Regions from separate parts of the Homo sapiens genome. Here region 2 is linked to region 1. Evidence: chromatin loops called from intact Hi-C (ENCODE). Cell type or tissue: CD4-positive, alpha-beta T cell. All regions are shown on one strand. Each heading gives the region's core, and the rest is flanking DNA. Links, peaks and the distances in the headings are about the cores only. Region 1 overlaps SZT2 (SZT2 subunit of KICSTOR complex). Region 2 has its middle 44 kb from the start of SLC2A1.

What was found. Peaks named below come from ENCODE experiments on the same cell type or tissue, not always from the same donor. Only the 100,000 strongest peaks of a DNase experiment are listed, where the experiment ranks them.
Region 2: it touches region 1 in a loop (14-fold over the local background); 8 of 110 quality-filtered maps call a loop at or near these places.

The regions. Positions count from the first base shown.
Region 1 is chr1:43,405,218-43,421,226 of GRCh38, reverse strand. SZT2 (SZT2 subunit of KICSTOR complex) reads right to left here. Exons shown (of 72, transcript NM_001365999.1): 5 at 6,014-6,145; 6 at 5,126-5,267; 7 at 4,586-4,692; 8 at 1,283-1,493; 9 at 904-1,074; 10 at 244-478; 11 at 1-53. Among named protein-coding and RNA genes, the nearest start is that of SZT2, 23 kb to the right of the region's middle. In CD4-positive, alpha-beta T cell, for the core only: a CTCF peak has its summit at 6,387 (motif pointing right); a DNase peak (open chromatin) is centred at 6,416.
Region 2 is chr1:42,906,962-42,922,970 of GRCh38, reverse strand. No RefSeq gene overlaps it. Among named protein-coding and RNA genes, the nearest start is that of SLC2A1, 44 kb to the left of the region's middle. In CD4-positive, alpha-beta T cell, for the core only: a CTCF peak has its summit at 9,412; a DNase peak (open chromatin) is centred at 9,420.

The DNA.
Region 1 (16,009 bases), core at 2,716-10,715:
GCACTGAGGAGAAGGACTGAAGGTGGGCAAGCATCTGGTCTGTCTGGTTGATGCTGTAGAATAAGGGCCAGGCCTGAGCCATATCTGACTCTGCTGGGTGCAGATGAGGGGAGCCTTAGGGGGACATGGGACCCTGGATATAAGCCTGGTTCTCTGGGTGATGCTCCCCAGCTCCCGCCTTTGCAAATCTGTCCCTCCATACAACAAATGGGGCAGCACTCATTGAGTGATGACTTCACTGACCTCTGCAGCGTGTTCCAGAAACGCCGGATAACATGGGTACGATACAATGAACGAATGGGCTGCCTTAGTGCACAGGACACATCATGCAAAATGTCGTAGCCGCCTTCCATCGTCACTTCCACCCGTGTTACTCGAGGGCCCTCAGGCTCCAGGGGCCAGGGTGCCATAGCCACATACTCAATGCGCATGTTGTGTTTCCACAGCAGCACCAGCTTTACCTCCAATTGGGACCCTCCTTAGGGAGAAGCGGAAGGGCCAGTTAGGAGAAGGCATAGGACTCTAGGCCTGGGATCGAGTTCTATCTGAAACCCCCACCTACCTCATGGAACCCAGTCCTGCCAAAGGTTCCAAGCATGGTTCCACAGGTTTCAGGCCCAGAGTTGGCCCACTGACACAAACACAAGTTTGTAGAAACAATCTGAAAACTAAGCCAAGTTCAGGACCCTATACCACCCTCAGCTGGTTCACCTTGGGCAAAAGGAGATAGAATTGGGAAGCTCCATGCTAAGAGAATTAAGCCCTGATGACAATTCAAAACCCACTGTCTCAAGTGATAAGGACTTCAATGTGACACTCTTTCATGTGTGATACATGTGGGTCTTCCCACACACAAATTCTTGAGAGATCTATGGGATTACAGCAGGGCCTAATGACCCTTACCTTTGGCCAGTGTGACCTCTCGGACACTGTAGCCCTCTCGAAGCCGTACGGACACAGTGCTGACCAAGTCGGCTGGCACCTCCTTCTCAGTGTGCTTCTTCCGGCGCAAGGCCAGGGCAGGGTTGCTGCTTGCAGAGACCAGGTGCTCATTAAATAGGCGGTGCTGAGAGCCTGGAAGACCAGTGGAGATGGGGAAGGAGAAACTGGTTATCTGCCAACTGACAGATCTGTAGGGGGAAGGGGCTATGCTGAAATGACTGTGAGGTAACAGTGCCAGCAGAGCCAGCCCCAGTTACACTTTCAGTCCTCCAGGGCCCCATCATCTCTGGGCCCATTCTATATTCCCTCCTTCCCACACCCACCTCAGTGTGCCTCTCACCGCAGTAATATTCAGGGTTCAGTGCTTCCCCACTGCGCAGGAAGGAATAGAGGAGAAATGCCCGGTGGTAGACAGTCAGACCCAGGTTGCCTGGCTCCGGCTCAGGACAAGTGGACAGGTAGGACCCAAATGTTGCCATTGCGATGAACTTCATTAATTCCACATTGGGCACATGGCCAAAACTGCAGTCATAAGAGTAAACTCCTCCCACCTGGAAAAAGTGAGCAACTGAAGACCTAGCTCTGACAGAGGCATAGGAGAAGGAAGAACAGGAGAGAAAGAGACTGGGCTAGGTGGCTGCTCCCATTCCCTGGACCACAGAGTGGGAAGTAGGCCAGTGTTTTCCCAGGACAGACCACTGTCTGTGTCTTTCCTTCCTTAAGCCCTTCTGTCTGATGCCCATGCTAACCGGCCACAGCATCCTCTTTGCTTCCTCCTCGATACCTAAAGGCCCACCACCTCCTTCACTAAAGATTTTGGCAACTGGTTCACTGACTTCCTGTCATCATCCTGAGAGACTTCAGCTTACCAACACTTCTCAAACTTTAGGGTGTATGAAAAACACCTGGGGATTTTGTTAAAATGCAGTAGGTCTGGGGTGGGGCCTGAGATTCTGCATTTCAAACAAGCTTTCTGCTGGTCTGTGGACTACATTTTGAATACAATAGCTGTAGGTGGGAAATTAGCAAACTACATATACCCTGAGGGCCAAATCTAGTCCATCACCTATTTTTGTGAATCGAGTTTTATTGGAACACAGCCACACACATTCATTTTGTATTGTCTGTGGCTGCTTTCACGCTTCAACAGCAGAGCTGAGTAGCTGTGACGGACCAAGTGGCCCACAAGGCTTAAAGACTGACTGGCCTTTGCAGAAAGTGTTTGCAGACCTGCTCCAGATTACTCATTCAAGTCCCTGCCCTCTCAGTTCCTTAACTCTCATCTCCAGTAACTTACTCTATTCCATTCACCTGCCTATAGGCTACACGCTGGCTCTTGGCTTCATGTGGAACAAATTCATCTTTGCAATTTCAAATTGCCATAACCCACTGATTACATACAACACTATTCCCTTAGCTTCCTCCCACCCTCCTCCTGCTGCTGCTCTTTGACCTCACTGAGACTGCCAGGCCTTGAACCTCTGCTCTCTCCAAATCTATCCACATTGTCCTGACCCTCCTTTCTCGACCCAGCTTGGACCCTACATTCAGACAACTTCATAAGCATCGCTCTCAAATCCCTGGCCCTCTTCACTCTCATCTGCTTCTTCGAAACCCCAACTACGATCATAGCCTCTATTCTTGGCCAGTGGTGCCCAGAGAAAACTGACAGTTGTGTAGGTTGGCACCACATCAAAACATATGACACCCAACTCAGCTAGTCCTTCAGGGCAGTCCTTAATACTGTTCCTTCTTCCCAACTCTGGCCTCTTCCTTACAGTACTCAGCTTCACCTTTTACTTCAGAGAGAAATCGGAGGCCCTTCGCAGACATCTTCACTTCTTTCTATTTTCAAAGAAAGAAACGACACTTCCCTGCTCCAAAAGAATCCCTCAATCTGTTTCTTAAGACAATGCCCTCCTGTCAATTTAGGGACTTTACTCCACCAGCCTCCTTTTTCCTTCCTTTATTTTCAAACTCTTCTTCACTACAGATCCTTAGAAACATGCTTAAGTCTCTAGCTTTAAAAACAAAACACAACACTCCTTTACCCTGTACTTCCCTCTGGTTACCATTCTCTCTCTTGCTCTGCTGTTTATCTCAACAGCCAAATTTCTTTTGTCAACACTTGTCCCTATTTCCTTCCTTCTATCCACTCTTCAATCCCCTCACCACCTCTTCACTAAAATGGCTCTGAAAAAGATCCCCGTGACCTCCTAATCACCAAATCCAAAGGGCACTTTTCATTCCTCATTTTACTTGATCTTTTTGCTACTTCTCACAGTGTAGTTACCATTGTGAGAAGCAGCAGAAAGATCCAGTAAAATTTTCTTCCAAAAATTCTGACCTTCTCTGACATCACAATCTTCTGGTTCCTGGCTGATTCTTCATTCCTTGCTGGGCCCTCTTCCTATGAAAGACCTTGAACACTGGTGTTCCCCAAAGTTCTTCCAGGACCCTCTTCTGTTCTCAATTACCATCTGTACCCTGATAAATCTTAAATCTCTACCTCTCAAGCAGTGTTTGTCTCCTGAATATCAGGATCTGTGTATTCAACTGCTACCTGCTACAAATAGCAGCCATTTCTTAAGTGATTACGTACAATGCTACATACTTTAAATGCATCTCACCTCCCAGTGAGATAAGTACTTTTACAATCTCCATTTACAAATGAATCTGACCTAGAGGTGAAGTGATGTGCCCAATGTCACACAGTTAGTAAGTGCAGTCAGGATTTAGACCAGCATGCCTAACTCCAAAGGTGATGTTCTTAACTGTCTGTGTTGAACCACAGGCACCTCGAACACAACATACACAAACTTGCATTCATCATCTTATCCTCACTCTACCACAACTGCTTCTCTTCCTTTTGCTCTGCTGCTACCCAGTCATCACTGGAGTCAAAAACTTGGAGACAACTTTAAGCCCGCTTCTCTCTCATCTCCTTACCCCCATCTTGCTAATCATGAAGTCAGGTTGACTCTGCCTCTTCATTTTTCTCAATCCTCTTACCCCTAATTTAAGCCCTGATCCTCTCTCACTGCAATTAGTAGCCTCCCCGACTTCCCCCGTCCTTCACCCAGCAGCAAGAGTGACCTTTATAAAACATAAACCCAACTAATGACTTTCCTTCTATCTATCTGCATCACCCACAGAATCATGCTTAACCTCATTAATAAAGCAGAACCAGATTTTCATGTTCTGGCCTGTGCCTACCCCTTCAGCCTTGTTTCCCATAGCTTTTTACCTCCTTCCCTACAGTCCATCAATCCAAATTAGCTGCAGTCCCTGGCTATGCCTTTTCCCCCTTTGGTTAAGCTAGTTTGAGCGGGGTTTTCTGACCCTTGCACTCAAAACAATAATGACTAATCTACAAGGGGAGGTGGGACTGGAAATGACTGTCAGATTTCAAATTCTGCATTCTTTTTGCTTTAACAGCTATTTCCAAAATCCTAAGGAAAGAGGAAAAAAATAAGAGTCCTCTCCCACGATGCTACCTACCTTCTAGATATGACTCCTTCCCCCCATGTAACTAAGTAATTGACTTTATCTGGGAAATCACTGCCTGTAAGAAAGTAATCAGCCATCCCAACTTTGTGTGAGATATTCCATATCTCTCTCGTCCTTCCTAAAAAGTCCTCACCTGGACAAAGGAACAAGCCACAGTGCCACTGCGAAGCTGGTTCAGCAGTGTCTCACAGACAGCAACATCAGGTACACTGGTCACCCCATCCGTGATCACGATAATCCCTGGAGCAGGAAACACCAGATCAGACCTGGAGACACTGGCCAGACCAAACTCACAGGGAGGCACCCAACTGACAGGGTCCTGAACGGCTCAGTGTCTTCCCACCAATGTCGGCAGTTTCATAAACTGTGAAGTTTTATAAACTTCAAACACCTTTCCTTCTCCCTTACCCTCCTGCTTCTTCCTCTTGAATGCCAGATCATAACCTCCCCTAAGTGATATCCTTGGAGCTCTACTCCTTCTAGGGTCTCTGATGGTTGTCAGAGTCGAGGGTTCCTGATACACACTAATACAGACTTACATTTTGCAAACAAGGAAACAGATCCTCTTCCCTGGGGCCCACTGATTCCCTGGAACTGCTATCTTTGTTAGCAGTCAGCCCCACCCTTCCTGTATCCCTGCTTCCCCAGTCCCACCAATATTCCTTCTACTGACCTGCACTAGAGTTCGAGGGTAGTAACTGCAGTGCCAAGATGCCCTGACGAATCATACTGACCAGCCCAAGATCAGCTGTCACCATGGAGACGCCTACCTTCCGGCCCAGTAGGTCCCCTGAGTCTGGGGACTGGTCTTCTGCCTGCCCCAAGTTACAGAAAAGACAGAATGGGGCAGATGGCATTGCTGCCCCATCCATAGCAAAGCCAGAATTTATAGCCCAGCACTTCTCAGGCCAGACAGGCCGAATCCTGTGAGAACCTCAATTCCCCTACTATGCGGCTGAGTCTTGACTGTGCTTCCTCCCTGTGTGTGCTCAGATACTGAACCTCAGAGGTGAAGGGAGTTCGGCATCAGATGAAGCTTCAGACTGTACTGAAGTAGGGCTTCTCCATCTTTTGCCAAGAAGGGCCCCTTTCCACATTTTTCCATCACTGTTATGAAATATTTTATACCTCAATCAAATTACATGACCAGTCATCAGGCACACAGGACTGCCATTTGCCTGGCTACTTCTGGGGTACCCAAAGTGATGAGACAGGGAAGTCTAGTGGGCCTAGGCAGCTTTATCCCTGATTGTACAAAATGCTAACTAGAGGTCAAAGCCACGCATAATCACCTTCTCAGATCCACTGGAGGAGATCTGGGGCTAAAAAAAAATGCAAACAAATGGATTTCACATTTTTTCCCTGAAAGAATCTGTGTTTTGGGGAGTATATCTGAGTCCTGCTCCAACAGGGAGTGTGTCATGAGCATGCCTATCCTTGTCTCATTTTGCCCCAGCTCTTAGCCCTTTTTTGCCCTATTTGGACTATCCCTCCTCTCTGCCCTCTGTCCTTAGCTGCTCCTCTTTCTAAGTTGCCTCTGCCCACTTTCTCTCTTACATACCTGGCTCTGGGGATCGTACTGCTGCTGCAGCATGGTGGCCACCTTATCCTCAAAGAGGCAGAGCTGCTCATATATCTGCTGCAGGAACACCTCCCGCTGGGAAGGGTCCAAGAGGCAGCCCTGTACCAGCACCTAAGAAGCACATGGGAAAGACTGAGACAGGACGGTCAGGGTGGCACAGACCACTACACTTCTGCTCTGTTTATTCTCCATAGCTCCATCTAGGCGATCCTGACTTCCTACCCAACCAGGGTCTAAGGTATGACTCCACAGCCAATTTCCCCCTTATCCAATCTCCATCAGTCCTCAGCCCAGGTCCCTAGTCATTAGTCATCTTTATCTGGGGTCACAACTTCCCTCTGCTTAGGGTCCTCCACACTGGGCTTCCCCAACCCCCCACATGGGGGCACTATAAGATCTTCTATTAATAGCTTCTTCTACCTTGGCCTACAGGATGTCTTATGAGCTGCCCCTCCTCAGCCCGGCAAAGCCTTTTTTATTCTCATACTTTTTAATGCTTTTTTATTTCTAAGCATACTGACCAGCCCAAGATCAGCTGTCACCATGGAGACTCCTACCTTCTGTACACACAGAGGCTATTCTGGACCTTTTCAATTTTACAAAAATTAGCTGTGCATGGTGGTGGGCACCTGTAATCCCAGCTACTTGGGAGGCAAGAGAATTGCTTAACTGGGACCTGGAAGGCAGAGGTTGCAGTGAGCAGAGATCACGCCACTGCACTCCAGCCTGGGCTACAGAGTGAGACTGTATAAAAAAAAATTTTTTTTTAAAAATTTTTGTGGGTACATAGAAGGTGTATATATTTATGGAGCACATGAGATATTTTGATACAGGAATACAATGTATAACAATTAAATCATGGTAAATGGGGTATCCACCACTTCAAGTTTTTTTTGTTTGTTTGTTTGTTTTTTTGAGACAGAGCCTTGCTCTGTCGCCCAGGCTAGAGTGCAGGTGCGATCTTGGCTCACTGCAACCTCCGCCTCCCGGGTTCAAGCAATTCTTGTGCCTCAGCCTTCCTCAGCTGGGATTACAGGCATGGGCCACCACACCCAGGTAATTTTTGTATTTTTAGTAGAGACGGGGTTTCACCATGTTGGCCAGGCTGGTCTCAAACTCCTGGCCTCAAGTGATCCACCCACCTCAGCCTCCCAAAGTGCTGGGATTACAGGCATGAGTCACCATGCCTACCCACCTCAGGCATTTATCCTATTTTTTGTGTTACAAACAATCCAATTTTACTCTTTTAGTTATTTTTAAATGTACAATAAATTACTGTTGACTGTAGTCAGTCTACTGTGCTATCAAGTACTAGATCTTATTCATTCTTTCTAACTCTATTTTTGTACCCATTAACCATCTCCCCTTCCACCTCCCCCAGCTACCCTTCCCAGCCTTTGGTAACCATCGTTCCACTCTCCATCTTCATTAGTTCAATTGTTTTAATTTTTAGCTCTCACAAATAAATAACATGCCAAGTTTGTCTTTCTGTGCCTGGCTTATTTCACTTAACATAATGTCCTCCAGTTCCATCCATGTTGTTGCAAATGACAGGATCTCATTCTTTTTTATGGCTGAATAGTATTCCATTGTATATATGTACCACATTTTCTTTATCCATTCATCTGTCAATGAACACTCAGGCTGCTTCCAGATCTTGTCTATTGTGAATAGTGCTGTAATAAACATGGGAGTGCAGATATCTCTTCCATATACTGATTTCCTTTCTTTTGGGTATACACCTAGGAGGGAGGATTGCTAGATCATATGGTAGCTCTATTTTCAGTTTTGTTTTGTTTTGTTTTTTGTTTGAGATGGAGTCTTGCTCTGTCACCCAGGCTGGAGTGCAGTGACACTATCTCGGCTCACTGCAATCTCTGCCTCCCAGATTCAAGCAATTCTCTGCCTCAGGCTCCCGAGTAGCTGGGATTACAGGCATCTGCCATCACGCTCAGCTAATTTTTGTATTTTTAGTAGAGACAAGGTTTCACCATGTTGGCCAGGCTGGTCTCAAACTCCCACCTCGGCCTCCCAAAGTGCTGGGATTACAGGTATGAGGCACCGTGCCCAGCCTATTTTGTTTTTTGAGGAACCTCCAAACTGTTCTTCATAGTGGTTGTACTAATTTACATTTCTACCAAGAGTGCACAACGTTACCTTTTCTCCACATCCTCACCAGCATGTTATTGCCTGTCTTTTGGATAAAAACCATTTTAACTGGGGTGAAATGATACCTCATTGCAGTTTTCATTTGCATTTCTCTGATGATCAATGATATTGAACACTTTTTCATATACCTGTTTGCCATATGTATGCCTTCTTTTGAGAAATGTCTATTGAGATCTTTTTTAAGATAAAAAAAATCCCATTTTAAAATCAGATTATTGGATTTTTTTTTCTTATAGAGTTGTTTGAGCTCCTTATATATTCTGGTAATTAATCCCTTGTCAGATGGGTGGTTTGCAAATATTTTCTCCCATTCTGTGGTTGTTTCCTCACTTTGTTTATTGTTTCCTTTGCTGTGCAGCTTTTTAACTTGATGTGATCCTATTTGTCCATTTTTGCTTTGCACGCTTGTGCTTGCAGGGTATTATCAATAAATCTTTGAGCCAAGCATAGTGGTTCACATGTGTAATCCCAGCACTTTGGGAGGCCAAGATGGGAAGATCGCTTGAGCCCAGGAGTTAGAGACCAGCTTGGTAGAGACCTCATCTCTACAAAAAAACTAAAAATTAGCTGAGTGGTGAAATGCACCTGTGGTCTCAGCTACTCAGGAGTCTGAGGCAGGAGAATCACTTAAGCCCAAGAGATCAAGGCTGCAGTGAGCTGTGTTCACACCACTGCACTCCAGCCCAGGCAACACAGCGAGACCTTCTATGGAGAACACAGCCAGTACCAGAGTTTATGCAGAGCGTGGGTGAAGCTGTTGATCTCTTTACAATCTGCACAGCCTATTGTGAGTATTTCTGGGCAGGCAGTTCCTCTGCCTGTTTCAGGAGAGGTTTACTGATTTGAGGCTTATATGTTAGGTCTTTGGTTTGGGTCTCATTTTAAGGGTTGTTTGGGGGCTGGGTGGTCGGCCTTACACAGGAAGCGGACAGACAGTGGATGAAGTCGCCGGGTGTGGTGGCTCACGCCTGTAATCCCAGCACTTTGGGAGGCTGAGGCGGGCAAATCATGATGTCAAGAGTTCAAGACCAGCCTGGCCAACATGGTAAAACCCTGTCTCTACTTAAAATACAAAACATTAGCTGGGCGTAGTGGCAGGTGCCTGTAATCCCAGCTACTCGGGAGGCTGAGGCAGGAGAATTGCTTGAACCCGGGAGGCGGAGGTTGCAATGAACCAAGATCATGCCACTGCACTCCACCCGAGGTGACAGAGTGAGACTCTGTCTCAAAAAAAAAAAAAAAAAAAAAAAAAAAGATAGTGGATGAACTTTTCTGCTCTATCTTGTGGGCAGGTGATTTTGCTTTTGTTTTTGTTTTTCATTCTTCCCCCTCCACAAGCCAAAGTCATTTCACTTGGTTTCCACTGTGTGGACAGTGCTGGAGCTCAGCACTTGATGGGGCTGGGTGAGCCCTAGGTTGCAGACATGGCAAAGCAGAGAAACTGTTCTTCTGGTTCCTGCCCAATCTCAAAGGGGCTAAAGCCCTTCCCAGGGAGGAGGGTGTTCAGGAGCCAGACTTTTGGAGAGGAGGCAGTTTCCAGTCTGCTGGGTGACTGTCATTCTGCATGTGTTCCCTGAGCTGGAAAGGGCTGGAAGCTTCATGCATGAACCATGGAGAAGTAGCCATCACCCCTGCCATGGGTAGAGGGCATCCTAACTGGGCCCCCTGGGTCAGGCTAGAGCCAACACTGCCAGCTGCCCCCTCTGGCCTGCTGGCAATGCCACAGGTGCCCAAGAAGATGGGGGATACCTGTGCCAGAAGCCAACCTGGTCTTCCCAAGGGGCAGTGCCCTCCATGAAGACAGAAGTGAGAGAATAAAGTTCCCTGTAGATCCTCTACTTTTGGGTTGTGTTTTTCAAATGCTGACATTTCAGAGGGGATCCTACAGAAACCCAGCTGGCTTCCCCCAAGGACTCCCCCTTTGCTGGGAGTGGATTTCCACATGTGCCTTTGATTTCATATAGATCAGGCTTTACAGTCACCAATTCAGCTGCCAGAGTCCCTGTACTGGGGGTTGGCATTTTCTACAGAAGAGGAATGGCCTCCCTCACCCTGCTCCCCACCCAGGCAGGGCAGCACAGGATCCAGCAACTCAGTGCTATCAAGATCCCCCCCCAACCCCCAATATACCCCACCTCAGAGGCCTTGCCTGGGCAACCTCAAGCCCCCGTTCCTCGCCATACACTGATGCCTGGCAGCTATAGCAAATGACTCATGTTCTTTGTCAAAGGCCTGTAGTGAGATGATTTTGTTTCCTTTGTTTTGTGAGTTTAAAATTGAAATTAGTTATTTCCTTCTGCTTAACAGTATTAAATAGAGCAGGATATTGAGTTAATCTGCTAGATTAGACACAGAAAAGAAATCTTTGCCCAGTCCAGTGTCATGGAGCGTTTCTCCAATGCTTTCTTTTAGTAGTTTCATAGTTTGAGGTCTTAGATTTAAGTCTTTTTTTTTTTTTTTTTTTTTTTTGAGACAGAGTCTTACTCTGTCGGCCAGGCTGGAGTGCAGTGGCGCGATCTTGGCTCACTGCAACCTCTGCTGCCCGGGTTCAAGCGATTCTCCTGCCTCAGCCTCCCGAGTAGCTGAGATTACAGGCACCTGCCACTGCACCCGGCTAGTTTTTTTGTAGTTTTTTAGTAAAGATGGGGTTTCACCATCTTGGCCAGGCTGGTCTTGAACTCCTGACCTCGTGATCCACCTGCCTTGGCCTCCCAAAGTGTTGGGATTACAGGTGTGAGCCACTGCGCCTGGCCAGATTTAAGTCTTTAATCCATTTTGATTTGATTTTTGTGAGATAGGAGTCTAGTTTCATTCTTCTGCATATGAATATCCAGTCTTCCCAGAACCATTTATTGAAGAGACTGTTCTTTCCCCAATGTATGTTCTTGGCATCTGTCAAAAATGAGTTCATTGTAGATATATGGCTTCTGGGTTCTCTATTCTGTTCCATTGGTCTATGTGTCTGTTTTTATGCCAGTACCATGCTGTTTTTGGTTACTATAGCTTTGTAGTATAATCTGAAGTCAGGTAATGTGATTCCTCCAGTTTTGTTTGTTTTGCTCAGAATAGCTTTGGCTATTCTGGGTCTTTTGTGGTTCCATATAAATTTTAGGATTGTTTTCTCTATTTCTATGAAGAATGTCATTGGTATTTTGATAGGAATTGTACTGAATCTGTAGACTGCTTTAGGCAGTGTGGGCATTTTAACAATACTGATTCTTCCAATCCATGAACATGGAATATCATTCCAATTTTTGGAGTCCACTTCAATTTCTCTCATCGATGTTTTATAGTTTTCATTGTAGAGATCTTTCACTTCTTTGGTTAATTCCTAGGTATTTTATTTTAAACTATCGTAAATGGGATTACTTTCTTGATTTCTTCTTCACATTGTCTGCTGCTGACATACAGAAATGCTACTGATTTTCTGTATGTTGATTTTGTATCTTGCAACTTTACTGAATTTGTTTATCAGTTCTAATAGTTTTTTGGTGGAGCCATTAGGTTTTTCCAAATAAAAGATCATATCATCTGCAAACAAGGATAATTTGACTTATTTTCCAGTTTGGATGACCTTTCTTTCTTTCTCTTGTCTGACTATTCTAGGTAGACCTTCACTTTTCTCTCTTTTACGCTCAAAATCCTCTCCTTATCCCCCTAATGAATGCTCCTTCCTTCCCTTTACCCTCAGCAGATAACTCCTGCCCTGTGCCCTCTTCAAAGAGAAAGCAAGTCAGTCAATAGGAACGCCCTGCTTACCCCAAACTGGAGGGTACACTACTCTCTAACTCTCTGAAAGCACCCCCAAAGTCTACTGAAGGTTTACATCTGTGTCTTTGTTCTTCCTTCAAGGTGCTGAAGCAAGGATTCCTCTTCCTTCTCTTTTTCCCTGTAGCTAATCTGTCCATCTAATCTTGAGCCTTTTGTCTCTCTAATATCTTCATTCTTTCTCCATGGGCTCCTTTTCTTCTACTTCAAACATAAATAAGTATCCCCATCCTAAAATTGTATATAGACCCAGCAGTCCCTGCGGTGGCCCTCAGGATCTCACCCCTCTTTCCCCATCACACTCGTACAACCTGCCCCACATGCCCACTTCTCTCGGACCCTGACCCCATGGAACAACTACTTTTTTACTCCCTGTTCCCAACTGGATAAGTGGGTCGGGCGAGCCAGAAAAGGGAAAGTGGGACATTGTCTCACTCTACAGGCCCATGGGAAGGAAAACGAGCAGAACTGGAGCCATAAAAAGGTGAGAAAGATGTTCCTATTCATATTATTTAGAATAATGAAAACTGAGACAACTCAAGTGGCCAAGTAGGGGCTGGCTAAACATATGGTAAGATATGATGAAACAGTAAGTTAACAGGACATTAAAAATCACATTTTCAAAGAATATTTAGTGACACACAAGAATGCCCATACTATATGTTAAAAAAATAAAAAAAAGGCAGGACAGGCTAAGCACAGCAGCTCATGCCTGTAATCCCAGTACTTTGGGAGGCTGAGGTGGGAGGATCACTTGAAGTCAAGAGTTTGAGACCAGCCTGGACAACATAACAAGATCCTGTCTCTACAAAAAAATTTAAAACAATTAGTCAGGTATGGTGGCATGCACCTGTAGTCCTAGCTACTTGGCAGGCTGAGGTGGGAGATCACTTAAGCCCAGAAGTTGAAGGTTACATTGAGCTATGATCATGCCTCTGCACTCCAGCCTGGGCAACAGAGTGAGACCCTGTCTCTTAAACAAAACAAAAAACAGGACATAAAATCACGTGTCTAGAATGAGCCTCTTGATTCTCCCTTTCTCTTTGGGTAAAGAGATGGAGGTGAGGGAGGATAAAGACACACTCACAAAATTAGAAGAAAGTTCCATAAAATGTTAGAATTTAAGCCAGGAGTGGTGGCTCACGCCTGTAATCCCAGCACTTTGGGAGGCCGAGGCGGGCAGATCACAAGGTCAGGAGATCAAGACCATCCTGGCCAACACTGTGAAACCCCGTCTCTACTAAAAATACAAAAAATTAGCCGGGCGTGGTGGCGGGCGCCTGTAGTCCCAGCTACTCGGGAGGCTGAGGCAGGAGAATCACCTGAACCCAGGAGGTGGAGGTTGCAGTGAACCCAGATCATGCCACTGCACTCCAGCCTGGGTAACAGAGCAAGATTCTGTCTCAAAAAAAAAAAAAAAAAAAAAAAGGTTAGAATTTAATACGATACCCAGAAACAACTACTGTTGTTTGCACAACTCCTGTTGTTTCTGGGTATTGTATTATAGATGAGTTTTGTTTTTTCTTTATATTTTAATGTATTTTTCAAATCTCTGTGGACATGTATTATATATGTGAATTAACTTTTTTCTTTTGAGACAGGTTCTCACTCTGTGGCCCAGGCTAGTCTCAAACTCCTGGCCTCAAATAATTCTTTCACCTCAGCCTCCCAAGTAGCTGGGATTACAGGCACGCACTGCTGTGCTGTGATTTAACAGGATATATCTTGTTTTTTTTTTTGGAGACAGAGTCTCACTCTGTTTCTCAGGTTGGAGTACAGTGGCGTGATCTTGGCTCATGGCAACCTCTGCCTCCCAGGTTCAAGCAATTTTCATGACTCGGCCTCCCAAGCAGCGGGGATTACAGATATGCACCATCACGCCCAGCTAATTTTTTTGTTGTTGTTGTTGTATTTTTAGTAGACAGGGTTTTGCCACATTGGCCAGGCTGGTCTCAAACGCTTGGCCTCATGTGATTCACCTGCCTTGGCTTCCCAAAGTGCTAGGATTACAGGCATGAGCCACTGCGCCCAGCCAGGATACATCTTGAGGGAGCCACAGAGAAAATGAAAAGGCTGGCTCAGGGCGGCCAAGTGGCCCTGGGGCTTAACTGATGAAATCCTCTCCTTCCCTATAGCTGCTGTCCTTATTCAGGCTTCCTCCTCTCTCCCATGCTACAATAATCTTCGCCTATTCTCCCATCCAGACTTTGTCCCCAAATCCATCCTCCATATTAGCCACAAAATACTGTGATCTTCCCAATGTAGACATGTGATCCTGTTACTGTCTGTTTAAAATTTTCAGTAGTTCTCCGCTACCTATGGCTAATTATTTTAATAGCTAACATTTGCACATTCTGTATGTGGCAAGCACAGTTCTAAGTGCTTGACATGTATTAATTCAATCACCATATGATATAAGCAATGTTAATATCCCCTTTGGAAAAAGGTCACAGATGCACAGAAAGGTTAAGTAACTTGCTCAAGGACACACAACCAGTAAGTGGTACTGCCAGGAAGCAAACACAGGCAATGTGATTCCAGATCCAGTGCTCTTATCCTCCACACTGAACTCCCCCATAGAATAAAGCACAAAGTCCTTAGTGTCACATTCATGGCCTTTCATAACCAGCTCCCACTTATGTCTACAGTCTCCTCTTTACCATCCCTTTCCACATTCAAATTTTACTCTGTTGACACTGAATAATATGTAGTTCCCTAAAACACCTGTGATTGAGAGTACAGGTTCATAGTACCATGTATTTGCTTTTGCTGGTCCCTCTGTCAGAAAAGTCCATTTCCCCTTCTTTGAATGGTTAACCTCAATTCTTTCTTCAAAACTCAGTTCAAATGCTGCTTTGGGCCAGGCACAGTAGCTCATGCCTGTAATCCCAGCACTTTGGGAGGCTGAGGCAGGTGGATCACTTGAGGTCAGAAGTTCGAGGGCAGCCTGGCCAACATGGTGAAACCCTGTCTCTACCAAAAAAAACAAAAAAAACAAAAATTAGCCGGGTGTGGTAGTGGGCACCTGTAATCCCAGCTACTTGAAAGGCTGAGGCAGGAGAATTGCTTGAACCCAGGAGGTGGAGGGTGCAGTGAGCCAAGGTTGCACCACTGCACTCTAGCCCGGGCAACAGAGCAAGACTCTGTCTCAAAAACATGAAAAACAAATGCTGCTTTGTCTGAAAGACTTCTCTATTGTGGCCCCATGCTTGGTTGGGTGCTCCCTCTTGGTGCTCCCATAGCACCTGAGTCATCTTATCGGTGCCCTTATCACATTCAACTACAATTACCTCCCTTTAATATTTATCTCCCCCACTAAAATCTCAACTCTTCACATCAGGAGAAAGACAAGGTCTGATTCATCTGTGTCTTCAGGACCTGCTCAGGCCTGGTATAGCTCAGGCTTCATTAAGTGTTTGCCAACCTGAACCAAGTTTTGAGTGATTACCTAACATCCATGCTCTCCCTGCCTTGGCTATCAGTGCCTGCAAAACCTGGCCCCCATCTGGGGATGCAGCCCACAACTGATAGTCCTAACGGCTATACTAGGAAAGCACTTTAAACTAGGGCAGAGGGCTGGCAATCCCTGCCCTGGGATCCAGGTATGCACCAATTTTGTTGCTGTATGTTTCAGACCCTTAGATCATGTTCCCAATATCTTATCTCTCAAATCCAGTTTGATAGCTAAGGTGACAATGCAGCCATCACGGACAGTTTCAGGGAAAGCCTTTACCAATGAGTTAAGGGTAGTTAAAAGCAGATGAGGGGAAACTGGGCCAATGCTTATCTAAGTCATAAACAGATATTCCAGTAACAGACTTGGCCATTCTCCAAAAGGAGTGTCTTGTGATAGCCTCCTTGAGTGCTGGATAAGCCCTGTAATTATCTGTGTGGTCAGCATTATAACCAACAGTTCACATGGCCCTCAAAAAAAAAATGACCCACACTGGGCACGGTGGCTCACGCCTGTAATCCTAGCACTTTGGGAGGCCGAGGCTGGCAGATCACCTGAGGTCGGGAGTTCAAGACCAGCCTGGC
Region 2 (16,009 bases), core at 5,138-13,137, 500 kb after region 1:
TGATCTTCCTAAAAATGTGTTCTGACCACATTATTCTGTGGGTTAATACTCCCCACTTTCTCATGATAAAGCCCAAATTCCTTAACCACATTCTGGCCTTTGCAGACCTTATCTTCCAATACACTCCTTCCACACCCTAATCTCCAGTGAAGCTTGATGTACTCTATGTTCCCAGGACAACTCCTCACCCTAAAACTTTTTGTTCAATCCCCTTTCTCCTGGTCTGCCTTTGGTCTCTCCATAAGATTATCTGATATCAAAATACCAAATTAGCTGTCACTTTCTCTATGAAGCATTTGCTCAATTCTTTGAACCATTACCTAACTGAGTACACACTTGTTGCCACGTTTTCTCCTCAGTTGTGCTGGGTCTTGGAAAAAATATGGTTTCTGGAGTCAGAAATAGCTGATTTAAGATTCCTGCACTGCTATTTAGCTGAATAATCTTGGGCAAGTCACTTCACCTTTCTGATCTTCTGTTTCTTTTCTGTTGTAATATTAAAATGAAATAATATATATTGTAATGCAGATATCGGCTGGAGTTACATCATCTTCCCCCTTCCAAATGTTTCAGAAAGTCTGGTAATCACCCCCAAGGTTTCTGTGAATTCCCAGGGATCTTTTGTTTTCTTTCTTTCTTTTTTTGACACGGAGTCTCCCTCTGTCACCCAGGCTGGAGTGCAGTGGTACCATCTCGGCTCACTGCAACCTCCACCTCCCGGGTTCAAGCAGTTCTCTGCCTGAGCCTCCCAAGTAGCTGGGATTACAGGCCCCCACCACCACACCCCACTAATTTTTGTATTTTTAGTAGAGACAGGGTTTCACCATGTTGGCCAGGCTGGTCTTGAACTCCTGACCTCGTGACCTCATGATCCACCTGCCTCGGCCTCCCAAAGTGTTGGGATTACAGGCATGAGCCACCACGCCTGGCCCCCAGAGATCTTTTATATATTTTTTTTTTTTTTTTTTTTTGAGACAGAGTTTTGCTCCTGTCATCCCTTGGCCTCTTTCCCAGCTCAGGCTTTGGGCCCAAACTCCAACCAGCTTGCCCAGTCCCCACTTTGCTTGTCAAAGGCCTTGACTAATGCTTTGAAATGACAGCTGGTAAGGACCTGTCAATTTACTTGGGCTTTCCTTTACCCAGTTTTTATCAGGGAGCAGGGGAATCACAAATTTCCCCTTAAAATGTGCGATCTCTTACAAAAGTTATTCCATACACGTTTGCATGAAGCAATGGATGAGAAGACTTAAGCGTGTTTATTAAGTGGTAATGGATTTCCTTTGTTCTTGGACTCACTGTTTTTGTCCTAGTCTCCTCATAAAGGACTGGATCCCAGTGCGTCACAATTGTCATGGACAAAGAGCTTGATTTTGAATTATGGTTCAAGAGGAAGGTGGTTTTGACCCCAACCTAGGATATCAGTTTTTCCATCTTCTGCCACTGTCTCAAAACGAATTCCACATCTCTGTCTTTCTTCTAGAGTAGTTATCTTCAAATTTTTTTGCTCACATACTTCCTAAAAGAATTTTGAGGCCAGGCCTGGTGGTTCACACCTGTAATCTCAGCACTTTGGGAGACCAAGGAGGGTGGATCACTTGGGCTCAGGAGTTTGAGACCAGCCTGGACAACATGGCGAAACCCTGTCTCTACAAAAAATACAAGAGTTAGTTGAGTGTGGTGGTGCATGCCCATAGTCCCAGCTACTCAGGAGGCTGAGGTGGGAGGATTGCTTGAGGCCAGGAGGTCAAGGTTGCAATGTGTGAGCTATGATCACACCACTGTACTCCAGCCTGGGAGACAAAGCAAGAACTTGTCTCAAAAAAAAAAAAAAAAAGAATTTGAAAAACTATCTCTTTGCTTATTTTTAGATTGAAGTTACAAATTTGTCTTCTTAAATTCAAATATTTGCAGGAGATTTAATTTCTGATATGTGATATTGTCATTTTATTTTATTTTATTATTTTTTGAGATGCTGTCTCTCTGTGTCCCCAGGCTGGAGTGCAGTGGCATGATCTCGACTCACTGCAACCTCCACCTCCTGGGTTCAAGCAGTTCTCCTGCCTCAGCATCCTGAGTAACTGGGATTATAGGTGCCTGCCACCATGCCAGGCTAATTTTTGTAATTTCTTTTAGTAGAGACGGGGTTTAATCATACTGTCCCGGCTGGTCTCGAACTCCTGACCTCAAATGATCCACCTGCCTCGGCCTCCCAAGGTGCTGGGATTACTGGCATGAGCCACCGTGTCAGGCTGATATTGTCATTTTACAATAAAACTCTTACATTACTCTTCTTTATATATTCAAACAATATACCACAGTGTTACTATATCCATATCCACAAAATAGGAGATTTTGTATATATATTATTAGATTTATACATAAGTATTTCAATATGGGGGGTGCTAATATAATGGTAGTATGTTTTAATTTCCACTTGTTCATTGCTGGCATATAGAAAGCAAATGACTTTTGTATATTAACCTTGTATCCTGCAATGTTGCTATAATTAATTGCTTATTAGTTCCAGTGGTTATTTTGTAGATACTTTTGGATTTTCTATATAGACGATCATGTCATCAGCCAACAACAACAGTTTAATTTCATCATTACCAATCAGTATACCTTTTATTTCATTTTGTTGTCTTGTTGCATAAGCTAGGACTTCCAATACAGTGTTGGAAAGGAATAGTGAAGAGGACATCCTTGCCTTGTTCCTGATCTTAGCAACAATAATGCTTCACATTTTTCACCATTAAGTATAATATTTAGCTGTAGGTTTTTTGTAAACATTCTTTAATCAAGTTGAGGAAGTTTCCCTCTATTTCTAGTTTCCTGAGAGTTTTTATCAGGAATGAATGATGGATATTGTGAAATACTTTTTCTTTCTTTCTTTTTTTTTTTTTTTTGAGACAGACTCTCACTCTGTTGCCCAGGCTGGAGTGCAGTGGTGCAATCTCAGCTCACTGCAACCTCCGCCTCCCAGTTCAAGTGATTCTCCTGCCTCAGCCTCCTGAGTAGCTGGGAGTACAGGTGTGCACCACCACACCCAGCTAATTTTTGTTTTTTAGTAGAGATGGGGTTTCACCATGTTGGCCAGGCTAGTCTCGAACTCCTGACCTCAAGTGATTCATCCGCCTCGGCCTCCCAAAGTGCTGAGATTGCAGGTGAGAGCCACCACGCCCAGTCCTGTGAAATACTTTTTCTGTATGCACTGATATGACCATGTGATTTTTCTTCCTCCTCTTCTTCTTCTTCTCCTTTTCTGTCTTCCTTTTCTTCTTCTCCTTTTTTTTTTTTTTTTTTTTTTTTTGAGACAGAGTCTCACTCTGTCACCCAGGCTGGAGTGCAGTGGCGCGATCTCGGCTCACTGTAGCCTCTGCCTCCCAGGTTCAAGCAATTCTCCTGCCTCAGCCTCCCAAGTAGCTGGGACTACAGGCACATGCCAACATGCCCGGCTAATTTTTTGTATTTTTAGTAGAGATGGGGTTTCAACGCGTTAGCCAGGATGGTCTCCATCTCCTGACCTTGTGATCTGCCCGCCTTGGCCTCCTGAAGTGTTGGGATTACAGGCGTGAGCCACCACGCCTGGCCTTTGATTTTTCTTCTTTAGCCCGTTGATGTAATTACATATAGATTACATTAATTGAGGGTTGTTTTTTCAGGTTTTGTTTTTGTTTTTGTTTTGTTTTTAAGACAGACTCTCTCTTTGTCACCCAGGCTGGAGTGCAATGGGGCAATCTCAGCTCACTGCAACCTCTGCCTCCTGTGTTCAAGCAATTCTCCTGCCTCAGCCTCCGGAGTAGCTGGGATTACAGGTGCCCACCACCACACCCAGCTAATTTTTGTATTTTGGTAGAGATAGGGTTTGGCCATGTTGGCCTGGCTGGTCTCAAACTCCTGACCTCAGGTGATCTGCCTGCCTCAGCCTCCCAAAGTGCTGGGATTACAGGCGTGAGCCACCACGCCCAGCCAATTGTGTTTTTAATGTTGAACCAGGCTTGCATGCCTGGAATAAATCACATTTGGTCATGTATATAATTTTTTTAATGCATCATTGGGTGTGCTTTGCTAATATTTTGTTAAGGATTTTTGCATTTATTTTCATGAGAGATACTTGTCTGTAGTTTTCTTTTAAATTTATTTATTTATTTTAAATTGACAAATCGATTTGTAGTTTTCTTGTAATGTATTTGTCTGGTTTTAATATTAGGGTAATACTGGCCTCATAGAATGAGCTGTTTCTATCTTCTGGAAGATGTTTAGAAAATTGGTATAATTTTTTTCTTAAATGTTTGGTAGAATTCACTAGTGGATCCATCTGAGCCTAGTACTTTTTGTTTGAGGAGTTTATTATTTATTGATTCTGTTTCTTTAACAGATGCAAGCCTGTTTCAGATTGTCTACTTCTTGTGTGAGTTTTAACAGATTGTGTCTTTCAAGGAATTGGTCCATTTCATCTGGGTTGTCAAATCTGTGGGCATAGAGTTGTTCATAATATTCATGTATTATTCTTTTAACATCCATGGGATTTGAATTGATCTCCTCTCTTTCATTTTCAGTATTTGTAATTCATGTCTTTTCTCTTTTTTTCTTAGTTAGCTTTGCTAGAACCTTATGATTTTACTGATTTTTACAAAGAAACAGGTTTTGGTTATGTTGATTTTCACTATTGATTTCCTGTTTTCAATTCATTGATTGCTGATATAATTTTTATTATTTATTTTAATCTGATTGCTTTAAAACTGTGTATAGAATCCTAGGTTTTTGGCTTTTTCTCTTTCAACACTAAGTATTCCACTCCATTATTTTCTTGCTTACGTGATTTCTGAGAAGAAGTTGGATATAATTCTTATTTTTGCTCCCCTATAGGTAAGTGGCTTTTTTCCTCTGGCTTCTTTCAAAATTTTTTCTTCATCTTTAATTTTCTGCAGCTTGAATATTATATGTCTAGGTGTAGTTTATTTGTTTGTTTGTTTTTGGCATTATTTTGCTTGGTTATTTCTGAGCTTCCTGATCTGTGGTTTGGTGTCTGGCACTAATTTGGTGAAATTCTCAGGCATTATTGCTTCAAATGTTTCTGTTGTTCCTTTCTCTCTTTCTTCTTCAGGTATTCTCATTATGCCTATATTATACTTTTTGTAATTAGATATTCTTTCTCATTTTTTTCATGTCTTTTTTCTCTTCACTTTCAGTTTTCAAAGTTTCTGTTGACATATCCTCAAGCTCAGAGGTTCTTTTTTCTCCAGCCATTTGCAGTGTACTAATGAGTCCATCAAAAGCTTTCTTCATTTGTTAGTGGTTTTTTTCTTATCTCTATCATTTCTTTTTTATTCTTTCTTATAATTTTTATCTTTCTGTTTAAATTGTCCATCTGTTTTTGCATGTTATCTACTTTTTCCATTAGAGCTCTTAACGTATTAATCATAGTGAGAGGTGACAACGTGCTAGCAGCCCTTGCTCGCTCTCAGCACCTCCTCGGCCTTGGCATCCGCTCTGGCCATGCTTGAGGAGCTCTTCAGCCTGCCGCTGCACCGTGGGAGCCCCTCTCTGGGCTGGCCGAGGCTGGAGCCAGCTCCCTCTGCTTGCAGGGAGGTGAGCATGGAGAGTCGCGGGCGGGAACTGGGGCTGCCCACAGCACTAGCGGGCCAGCGTGAGTTCCGGGTGGGTGTGGGCTCTGAGCCCCGCAGTCAGAGTGGCCGGCTGGCGCCGCTGGCTTAGGGCAGTGAGGGGCTTAGCACCCGGGCCAGCAGCTGCGGAGGGGGCGCCGGGTCCCCCAGCACTGCCGGCCTGGGCCACACTCGAATTCTCACCAGGCCTCAGCTGCCTCTCTGCAGGGCAGGGTTCAGGACCTGCAGCCCACCATGCCCAAGCCCTGTGGCGGTGGGCTCCCACGCAGCCCCAGCCTCCCCGACGGGTGCCGCCCCCTGCTCCGCAGTGCCCAGTCCCATCAACTGTGCAAGGACTGAGGCATGCAGGTGCATGGCACGGGACTGGCAGGCATCTCCGCACCCAGCCCTGGAGCGGGATCCACTCCGCGAAGCCAGCTGTGCTCCTGAGTTGGATGGGGACTTGGAGAACTTTTATGTCTAGCCAGAGGATTGTATATGCACCAGTCAGCACTCTGTCTCAAGTTCAGGGCTCGTGGATGCACCAATCAGCACTCTGTATCTAGCTAATCTGGTGGGGACTTTGAGAAACTGTATGTCTAGCTGAAGGATTGTAAATACACCAATCAGCACTCTGTGTCTAGCTCAAGGTTTGTAAATGCACCAATCAGTGCTCTGTGTCTAGTTCATCTGGTGGGGTTTTGGAGAATTTTTACCTCTAGCTAGAGAATTGTAAATACACCAATCAGCACTCTGTGTCTAGCTCAGGGATTGTAAATGCACCAATCAGCTCCCTGTCAAAATGGACCAATCAGCTCTCTGTAAAACAGACCAATCAGCTCTCTGTAAAATGGACCAATCAGCTCTCTGTAAAATGGGCCAATCAGCAGGATGTGGGTGGGGTCAGATAAGGGAATAAAAGCAGGCTGCCGGAGCTAGCAGTGGCAATGTGCTTGGCTGCTCTTCTGTGGTGTGGAGGGTTTGTTCGTTTGCTCTTTGCAATAAATTTTGGTGCTGCCCACTGTTTTGGTCCCCATTGCCTTTATGAGCTGTAGCACCGTGAAGGTCTGCAGCTTCACTCCTGAAGCCAGCAAGACCACAAACCCACCAGAAGGAGGAAACTCTGAACACGTCTGAACATCAGAAGAAATCAACTCTGGACACACAACATTTGAGAACTGTTAACAGTCACCGCGAGGGTTCGCAGCTTCATTCTTGAAGTCAGTGAGACCAAGAGCCCACCAATTTCAGACACAATAGTAGTTTTAAATTCCGATTAGGGGAATTCCAACATCCCTGCTATGTCTGTGTCTGCTTCTGATGGTTGCACTATTTGTTCAAGCTGTGGTTTTTTTTCTTTTAATGTGCCTTCTAATTTTTTTGTTGGAAAAAAATGAGCAGTTTTGTACTGGGTAAATGGAACTGTGGTAAATAGGCCTTTAGAGCCTGGGGAACAGAGTGAGACCTATCTCTAAACAAACAAACAACAACAAAACCTTAACTAAGCATGTCTGTAGTCCCAGCTATTTGGGAGGCTCAGGCAGAAGGAGCACTTGAGCCTAGGAATTTGAGGCTACAGTGAGCTATAATTGAGCCACTGCACACCAGCTTGGGCGACAGAGTGAGACTCCGTCTTGGGGGAAAAAAAAAGATATAGATCTTTAGTAATGTAGAAGTGCGGTGTTGCAGGAGGGAGAAGTGTTCTACAGTTCTATTATTAGGTCTCAGTTTTTTGGTGAGGCTTTGGGTCTAGGCTGTGAACTTCACCAGTGCTTCTCAGCTTTTGTTTTTTCCCCTTAGGTGGGGGCAAAACCACTAGAGGAGACTGAAGTTGGGTATCTCCCTTCTCCTACAGGGAAGCTTAGAGGAAGCTGGAGTTGGTATTTCCTTTCCCCCAGGTGGGAGGCTGCAGACTGCTGGAGTTGGGTATTTCCCTTCCCTGGGGTAGGTTAGGCTCTGGCAAAATTCTTTCTCCTGAGGGTAGACCTTTTTAAAAACAACAGAATGCTTTGGCATACTGCAAAATGGTTTATTTCCCCTCCCTCTGCTAGAAGCATGAAGGGATTTTTCTCTGAGATTTACTGTGAGGATCTGGTAGAGCTCTGAGAGGTAAAAATCACAAAAGTGTTGGGGCATCTCCATAACTCAGTACCCCTGGAATGTTTTTTTTCTTTTGAGACAGGGTCTTGCTCTGTCACCCAGACTGGAGTGCAGTGACATGCTCATGGCTCACTGCAGCCTCAACCCCTTTGGGCTCAAGCGATTCTCCTGCCTTAGCCTCCTGAGGAGCTGCGACTAGTGGAGTGCACTACCAAACCCAGCTAATTTTTAAAGTTTTTAAAGAGACGGGGTCTTGCCATGTTGCCTAGCCTGGTCTTAAACTGTTGAGCTCAAGCAATCCTCCCACCTCAGCCTCCCAAAGTGTTGGGATTACAGGTGTGAGCCACCATGCCTGGCCCCTGGTGGAATTTTTAACTCTCTGAGTTGTCCACACTGTTTCTCCAAAAATTGGGGCAGTTACAGTTTAGGTTTTCCTATTCCTGTTTTCAAACCTCCTGTAGAGGCTTCTGCTCATCTGTTGCATTTCCAGTAACTTGTGACTGCCTGTATTTCCTGTCTCTCCAATTTTGGCGGCAGCAATCTGCCTAGTGGTCTCATTCCTCTAACAAATCTAAGAAGAGTTGTTCAGCTTTTGTTTGGTTTTGTTATTGTTGCTCAGCCTTTTAACCTGTTTAGATGGAGTGTTACCTTCTAAGCTCCTTACATGCTGGACCGGAAACCAAATTTCTGTCCTTCGTTTCTGAAGGACAGTTTTCCTGAATACTATTCTTGCTTGGCAGGTTTTCTTTCAGTGCTCTGAATATATCATCCCACTCCCTTCTGTCCTGTAAGGTTTCTGCTGAGAAATCTGCTGATAATTTTATAAGAGCTCCCTTGTGCTTGATGAGTCACTTTACTCTTGCTGCCTTCAGAGTCTCTCTTTGACTTTTGACAGTTTATTATGTGTCTCAGGGATGGCTTCTTTGGATCATATATTGTATCCCATAAGTCCCTTAGGCTTTCTTAACTTTTCTTCATCTTTTCTTTTGTTTCCCCTGACTCAGTAATTTCAAATAACCTGTCTCAAATTTCCTGATTGTTTCTTCTGCTCAATTAGATCTGTTATGATCCCTTCTAGTGAATTGTTCAATTCAGTTATTGTTTTTTTCAACTCCAGAATTTCCATTTGGTCTTTTTCTTAACAGATTCTTTTTTTTCTTTTTAGAGACAGGGTCTCACTCTATTGCCCAGGCTGGTCTCAAACACCTGGGCTCATGTAATCCTCCTGCCTCAGCCTCCCAGAGTGCTGGAATTTCAGGCCTGAGCCACTGCACCCGGCCTCTGCGTCTTTGTTGGTATTCTGGTTTTTATGGGTCACTTCCTGGTTTCATTTGTGTATCTGATTCTCTTGTAGCCCACTGAGCCTCTTTAAGATGATTATTTTGAATTCGTTGTCAGGTAATTCATAGATCTCTGTTTCTTTAGGGTTCCATTTCTGATACATAGTTGGTCCTCTGGACCATGTTTCCCACTATCATCATATGTCTTGTTATTTTTTGCAAGAGTTTGTGGATTTGAAAAAATGACCATGTCTTCCAGTTTTAATGGATTGGCTTCATAAAGGGGAAAACCTTAAACATTCAGCTCAACTAACAGTTTGGGGGAGTGGTCTCTCAAACCTTTTCTGGAGATACGTATTCTTGGGCTTGTGCCTGTGATTTCCCAATTCGAGAGGTTTGCTGGTGTCTTTTCAGAAGCTTGTGGTCTCTTGCTCTCTCTGGTGTCTGTCTACAGTACTGCAAGTTCTCAGGGTCTACAACAAGCTGTTGATGTCTCTTGTTCTCAGCAGTCCCCAGGGGATGTGTATGTATGTATGTATATATATATATGTGTGTGTGTGTGTGTGTGTGTGTATGTGTATATATGTGTATATATATGTGTATATATGTATATATATGTGTATATATGTATATATGTGTATATATGTGTATATATACACATATACATATACACATATATGTATATATATACGTGTGTGTATATATATATATATATATAATTTTTTTTTTAACTTTATCAGCACTCAGTGTCAGGCAAGACAGAAACCGGTCCCTCAGGGAGCCCCCTGAAAAGCCTGAATGTTGGACGCACATTCTACTCTTCTGTTTCACTCTCAAGGTAGAAGCTTCAAGTTGGGCATTTACTCCTGAAAGCACCAAGCTGTACTGGCTTTGGGAAAGGGCTATTGTAGGTTAAATGAAAATGTTTCTTCTTACCCATTTTAATATAGCTGTTCTTGACTTTGAACTTGCCTCAGGCACTAGTTTCTAGAATTCTCATAAAAGCTTTTTGGACCATATATTAAGTCAGTGTCTATGGAGGAACAAGGTCTGAGATGTCCTATTATGCTGTATTACTGATGTTACTCCTCTCAGGAAGATTAGTTTTTGAAAAGAGTACATGCAGAAAGTAAAGATCGGGATTTGGACATCGATTCCCTTAAAGCTAAATATGTTCACATATTCCTTGGAAATTTTTTTGGACATCCACAGGTATGAATACCCAGTTTGAAGATAACCTTTTTGGAGGATTCAAATTAGTATTCTTTTGGCTGCCTTTGGGATTTTGTTTCCTAAGTCTGCCTTGAATGTGCTCTCAAAATACCTACTTCCTATACTGGATCTCTTCCACCCCCAAGCTGGGCACCTGGGTCAGAGGATGTGTCTGGCAGGCTTTGAATGGTATAATGGTTAATTTTATGTGTCAACTTGACTGGGTTAAGGAAGACCCAAATGGCTAGTAAAACATTATTTCTGGGTATGTTTTTAGAGTATTCCCAGAGATTAGCATTTGGGTCAGCGTACTGAGTAAAAATGATTCACCCACCCTAGTGTTAGCAGGTCTTATCCAACTCATTGAGGGCCCATCTGAATGGAATAAAAAGGTAGAGGAGGGGGGAATTCTCTCTCTCTCTCTTTAGCTGGGACATCCATTTCCTTCCTTTGGACATTGGAGCTCCTGATTCTTAGGCCTTCAGACTTCAGGAGTCAGAGCAGCAGCCACCTGGGTCTCAGGCCCCCAGCCTTGGATTGGGAGTTATATCATTGGCTCCCCTGTTTCTCAGGCTTTCAAATTCACACTGAATTTCACTACCATATTTCCTGTTTCTCCAGTGTGCAGGCAGTATATCATGGGACGGACTTCTTGGCCTCTACAATCACTTGAACCAATTCTTATAATATATCTGCCCTTAATATCTGTATAAATATCTTATTGGTTCTGGTTTTTTCGAGAACCCTGACTAATGCAGATTTCGATACTGAGAGTGGTTCTAGAGCAACAGAATTTTAAGGATGAGTTTGCTGAATTGGTTTTGGGGCTTATGGAATTGGCTCTTCAATCATCTTAGATTTCAAGATGCTAAGGACTCTATAGTAGTCTATTGCATGAACTATTTATAAAGATATGCATTAGATGCTCCTAGTTTACCAAATATAAGAAGTAAAAACCTAAGTAACTCTGTATATGATACTTTCAAACGTTTTTGGAAAACCAAGGAATATAATGCCATTGGTTGGTTGCTCCTAATGTCACTGAACAAAATGGTGAAAGAGGAGGATGAGCTCAGAGATTCAAATTACCAGCTTGAGCTTCAAATAAATGATCTAAGAGCTTCTACATGTGCCCTGAGGGAGAGCCTTATCTCCTAAAACCTCAGTACTGAAATTGCTGCAAATGAAACAGAAGATTTCATCTTGTAATTGGCTGAATTACAATGCAAATTGAACACGCAGCCTTACTACAGGGTGTAAGTAGGCAGCCTTACACCCTGCCTACTGTTGAAGTGAGGGTATTCATTGGGAAATAATGTCCCATCCAATATATTAGGATGGGGACTTAGGGGAAGACCCTAATGAAGCTGAGGACATTGAGTCTTAAATCCTGATAAGTCTCTTTTGCTAGTGGAAGAGTTCTTTCCACCCCCAGAAAAAGTTGCCTGCCTACTCTCAACAGAAGTGGCTTCCCCAACCCCAGCAAAAGTGGCTTCCTTACTCCCAACAAAAATGACCTCCCCCACTGCAGTGGTACTGGCTTTTCTACCTCTGCCCAATGGGATTAATCCTAAATTGCCTGAGGGATGGTAGTGGCCTCCACTAAAGCAGTTGCTAAGCAAGATAATGTTGATTCTTCTCAGGACTCATCCCCACCTCTCCTCTTTCTTCTACACCCCTAACTAGACTCAAGTCCCAGCAGGCCCTTAAAGTGATTTATGGCTCATGAGAAGATATGTTATATTCCAAAAGAATTATTTGAGTTTTCTTCTTATATAAGCATAAATTTAGGGAATGTGTGGGAATGGATATTAAAAGTATATAATAATGGCAGAAGGAACATAAAGTTGGATGGCCTAATTTATTATTTTCCAATCCTGCTCCTTCTTTACAGGCCTAATTTATTGATATGGACCCACTAAGCAGAGATTCTGCATTTAATGTTGCCTCTTGGGGAAGTTAGGGCTCTAATCATTTGTTTTTTGGCTGAAACATGGATCAAAAGGTGGCCCATGATGAGCGAGTTGGAAATGCCCGATCTCTCTGGTTTAATGTAGAGGAAGGGGTTCAAAGGCTTGGGAAAATTTGAATGTTACAATGGATTTGTCATTTAAGACCTACTAACCCATACAAAGAGAGTCCAGAAGTCATATCTTGCACAATACTTTCAGAAATAAATTTATGAGGGTGTAGTCCCAGCACTTTGGAAGACCAAGGCGGGCAGATCAGTTGAGGTCAGGAGTTTGAGACCAGCTGGGCTAACATGGTGAAATCCCATCTCTACTGAAAGTAAATACACAAAAAAATTAGCTGGGTGTGGTGGCGGACACCTGTAATCCCAGCTACTCAGGAGGTTGAGGCAGAAGAATCACTTGAACCCAGGAGGTAGAGGTTGCAGTGAGCCTAGATCACGCCACTGCACTCCAGCTTGGGTGACAGAGCAAGACTCCATCTTTAAATAAATAAATAAATGAAATTTATGAAGGGTTCTCCAACATCCTTGATCACTCTCTTCTGTAGGCCAGATCTTACAGTGGGAATCACAGCCACTGAACTGGAAAACGAAGGTAGTCAGAGTAATTAGATTATGTGGTGGCAGGGGCCAAGTAGCAGCACTAAACTGTCAAAGGTATGGTGGGCATAGTTACTATAATGGACAGCAGAGCCAAAGCAGCAATAGGAATAACCTGACTCCTGCAGACTTATGGCGTTGACTAGTTAATCATGGTATTCCTAGAAATGATCTGCATAAGCAGAAAGGTTCCAGGTCAAGTGAACAATAAGTCTAACTCAAATCATTTTTAAAAAGAGTCAATCCCTCAATGAATTCCCAGACTTGAGCCAGTTTACAGATCCAGAACCCCTTGAATTAAGGGAAATACAGGTCCCCTGGAGGAAGGATCTTGGTGCACTACCAAAAATTTATGCTGTTCATCTTTCCCTCAACCTTCCTCAAAGGGACCTATAGTCTTTAATCACAGTAACTCTGCATTGGGGAAAATAAAATCATCAGACCTTTCAGAGACTACTGGACACTGACTCTGAACTGACCTTGATTCCAGGAGACTCAAAATGTCACTGTGGCACTCCAATCAGAGTAGGGGATTATGGGGGCCAGGTGATTAATGGAATTTTAGTTCAGTTCCATCTCTCAGGGGGCCCAGTGGGTCCCCAAACCCATCCTGTAGTTATTTCCCCAGTTTCAGGATGCATAAGGAACAGATATACTTAGCAGTTAGTAGAACCTCCACATTGGTTCCCTGACAATGAAATGAGGGATATTACCATGGAAAAGGCCACTAGAAGCCACTAGAACTGCCACCACCTAGGAAAACAGTAAAACAGAAGCAATAACTGCATTCCTTTCATTGCAGAGATTAGTGACACCAGATACAGGGGTGGTGATTCTCACTACATCTCATTCAACTCTCCTAATTGGCCTGTGCAGAAGACAAATGATCTTACAGAATTAGAGTGGATTATCATAAGCTTACCCAACTGGTGACTCCAACTGCACCTGCTATACTTGATGTGGTTTCATTGCTTGAACAAATGAACACATCCTCTGGTACCTGGTATGCATCTATTGATCTGGGAAATGCCTTTTGCCACCCCTGTCTATAAAGCCTACCAGAAACTATTTTCTTCTGGCTGGAAGATCAGAAATATACCTTCACCATCCTACCTCAGGGGTACATCAACTCGCAGTCCTGCCATAATTTAGTTTTCAGGGATCTTGATCATTTTTTCATTCTACAAGATATCGCACTCTTCCATTACATAGATGACATTATGCTAATTGGACCTAGTGAGCAACAAGTATACTTGAGACTTAGTGGTAAGACATTTGCATGTCAGAGGGTGGGAAATAAATGCCACTAAAATTCAGGAGCCTTCTACGCAGTGGAATTTCTAGAGGGCTGGTGGTGTGGGACATATTCCTTCTAAGGTAAAAAATAAGTTATAGCATTTGGCCCCTCCTACAACCAAGAAAGAGGCACAATACCTCGTGGGCCTCTTTGAATTTTGGATTTTGCCTCCAAAATGGTCCATTTACAAAGCCACCCAAAAAGTTGCTAGTTTTAAATGAGGCCCAGAACAAAAGAAGACTCTACAATAGGTTCAGCCTGCTGTGCGAACTGCTCTGCCACTTGGCCCATATGATCCAGCAGATCCTATGGTGCTTGGTGAGTCTATGGCAGATAGGGATGCCATTGGGAGCCTATTTAGCAGGCGTGCATAGACGAATCACAGTGCAGGCCTTTGGGATTTTGGAGCAAGGCCCTCCATTATTGGCAGATAACTACAGTCATGAGTTGCTTAATGACAGGGATATGTTCTGAGAAACATGTTGTTAGGCGATTTTGCCATTGTGCAAATATCATAGAGTTTACTTACACAAACCTAGATATTATAGCCTACTCTACAATTAGACTATTGCACCTAGGCTATAAACCTGTACCGCATGTTACTGTACTAAATACTGTAGGCAACTGCAACACAATGGTAAGTATTCATGTATCTAAACATAGAAAAGTACAGTACAAAATACAGTTTTATGGTTTTATGGAGCCACAGCAGTATATGCGGTCCATCATTGACTGAAACATTACACAGTGCTATTCTTTTGAGAGACAGCTCTTAGCCTGCTACTGTGCCTTAGTAGAAACTAAACACCTGACCATAGGCCACCAAGTTACCATGTTACCTGAGCTGCCCATCATGGATGAGGTGTTATCCGACTCACCAAGCCATAAAGTTGGGTGTGCATAGCAGCTCCCCGTCATCAAATAGAAGTGTTATATATGCAGTAAGTCCAGAGCAATCCCTAAAGGCACTAGTAAGTTACATGAATAAGTGGCCCAAATGCCCATGGTCACTCTTACTACACTGCTTTCTTACTCTCTCTCAAACTGTACCTATGGGCTCATGGGGAGTTCCCTATGATCAGTTGACAGAGAAAGAGAAGGTTTGGGCCTGGTTTAAAGAATGTTCTGTACAATATGCAGGCACCACTTGAAAGTGGACAGGTACAGCACTACAGCCCCTCTCTGGGACATCCTTGAAGGACAGTGCTGAAAGGGAATCTTCCCAGTGTTAGAACGACAGGCAGTGTACTTGGTTCTACACTTTGCTTGGAAGCAGAAATGGCCAGATGTGCGATAATATATTGATTCGTGGGCTATAGCCAATGGTTTGGCTGGATGGCCAGGGACTGGGAAGGAACATGGTTGGAATATTGGTGACAAAGAAATTTGGGGAAGAAGTATATGGAAAGACTGCTCTGATTGGGCAAAAGACATGAAGATATTTGTGTTCCATATGAATGATCACCAAAGGATGACCTCAGCAGAGAAGGATCTTAATAACTGAGTGAAGAAGGTGATCCATTTTGTGGATATCAGTCAGCCTCTTTCCCCAGCCACCCATGTCAATACCCAATGGGCTCATGAACAAAGTGGCTATAGTGACAGGGAGGGAGGTTATGTGTAGGCTTAGCAGCATGGACCTCCACTCACCAAGGTCAGCCTGCCGATAGCCACTTCTGAGTGCTCAATCTGTCAAGAGCAGAGACCAACACTGAGCCCCCGATATAGGACCATTCCCCAGGATGATCAGCCAGCTACCTGGTGGCAGGTTGATTATAATGGACCATTTCCATTATGAAAGGAGCAACATTTTGTCCTTACTGGAATAGACATTTACTCTGGATACAGATTTGCCTTCCCTGCATGCAATGCTTCTGTCAGCTACCATTCAGGGACTTACATCTTGCCTTATCCACCATTGTGGCATTCTATGCAGCATTGT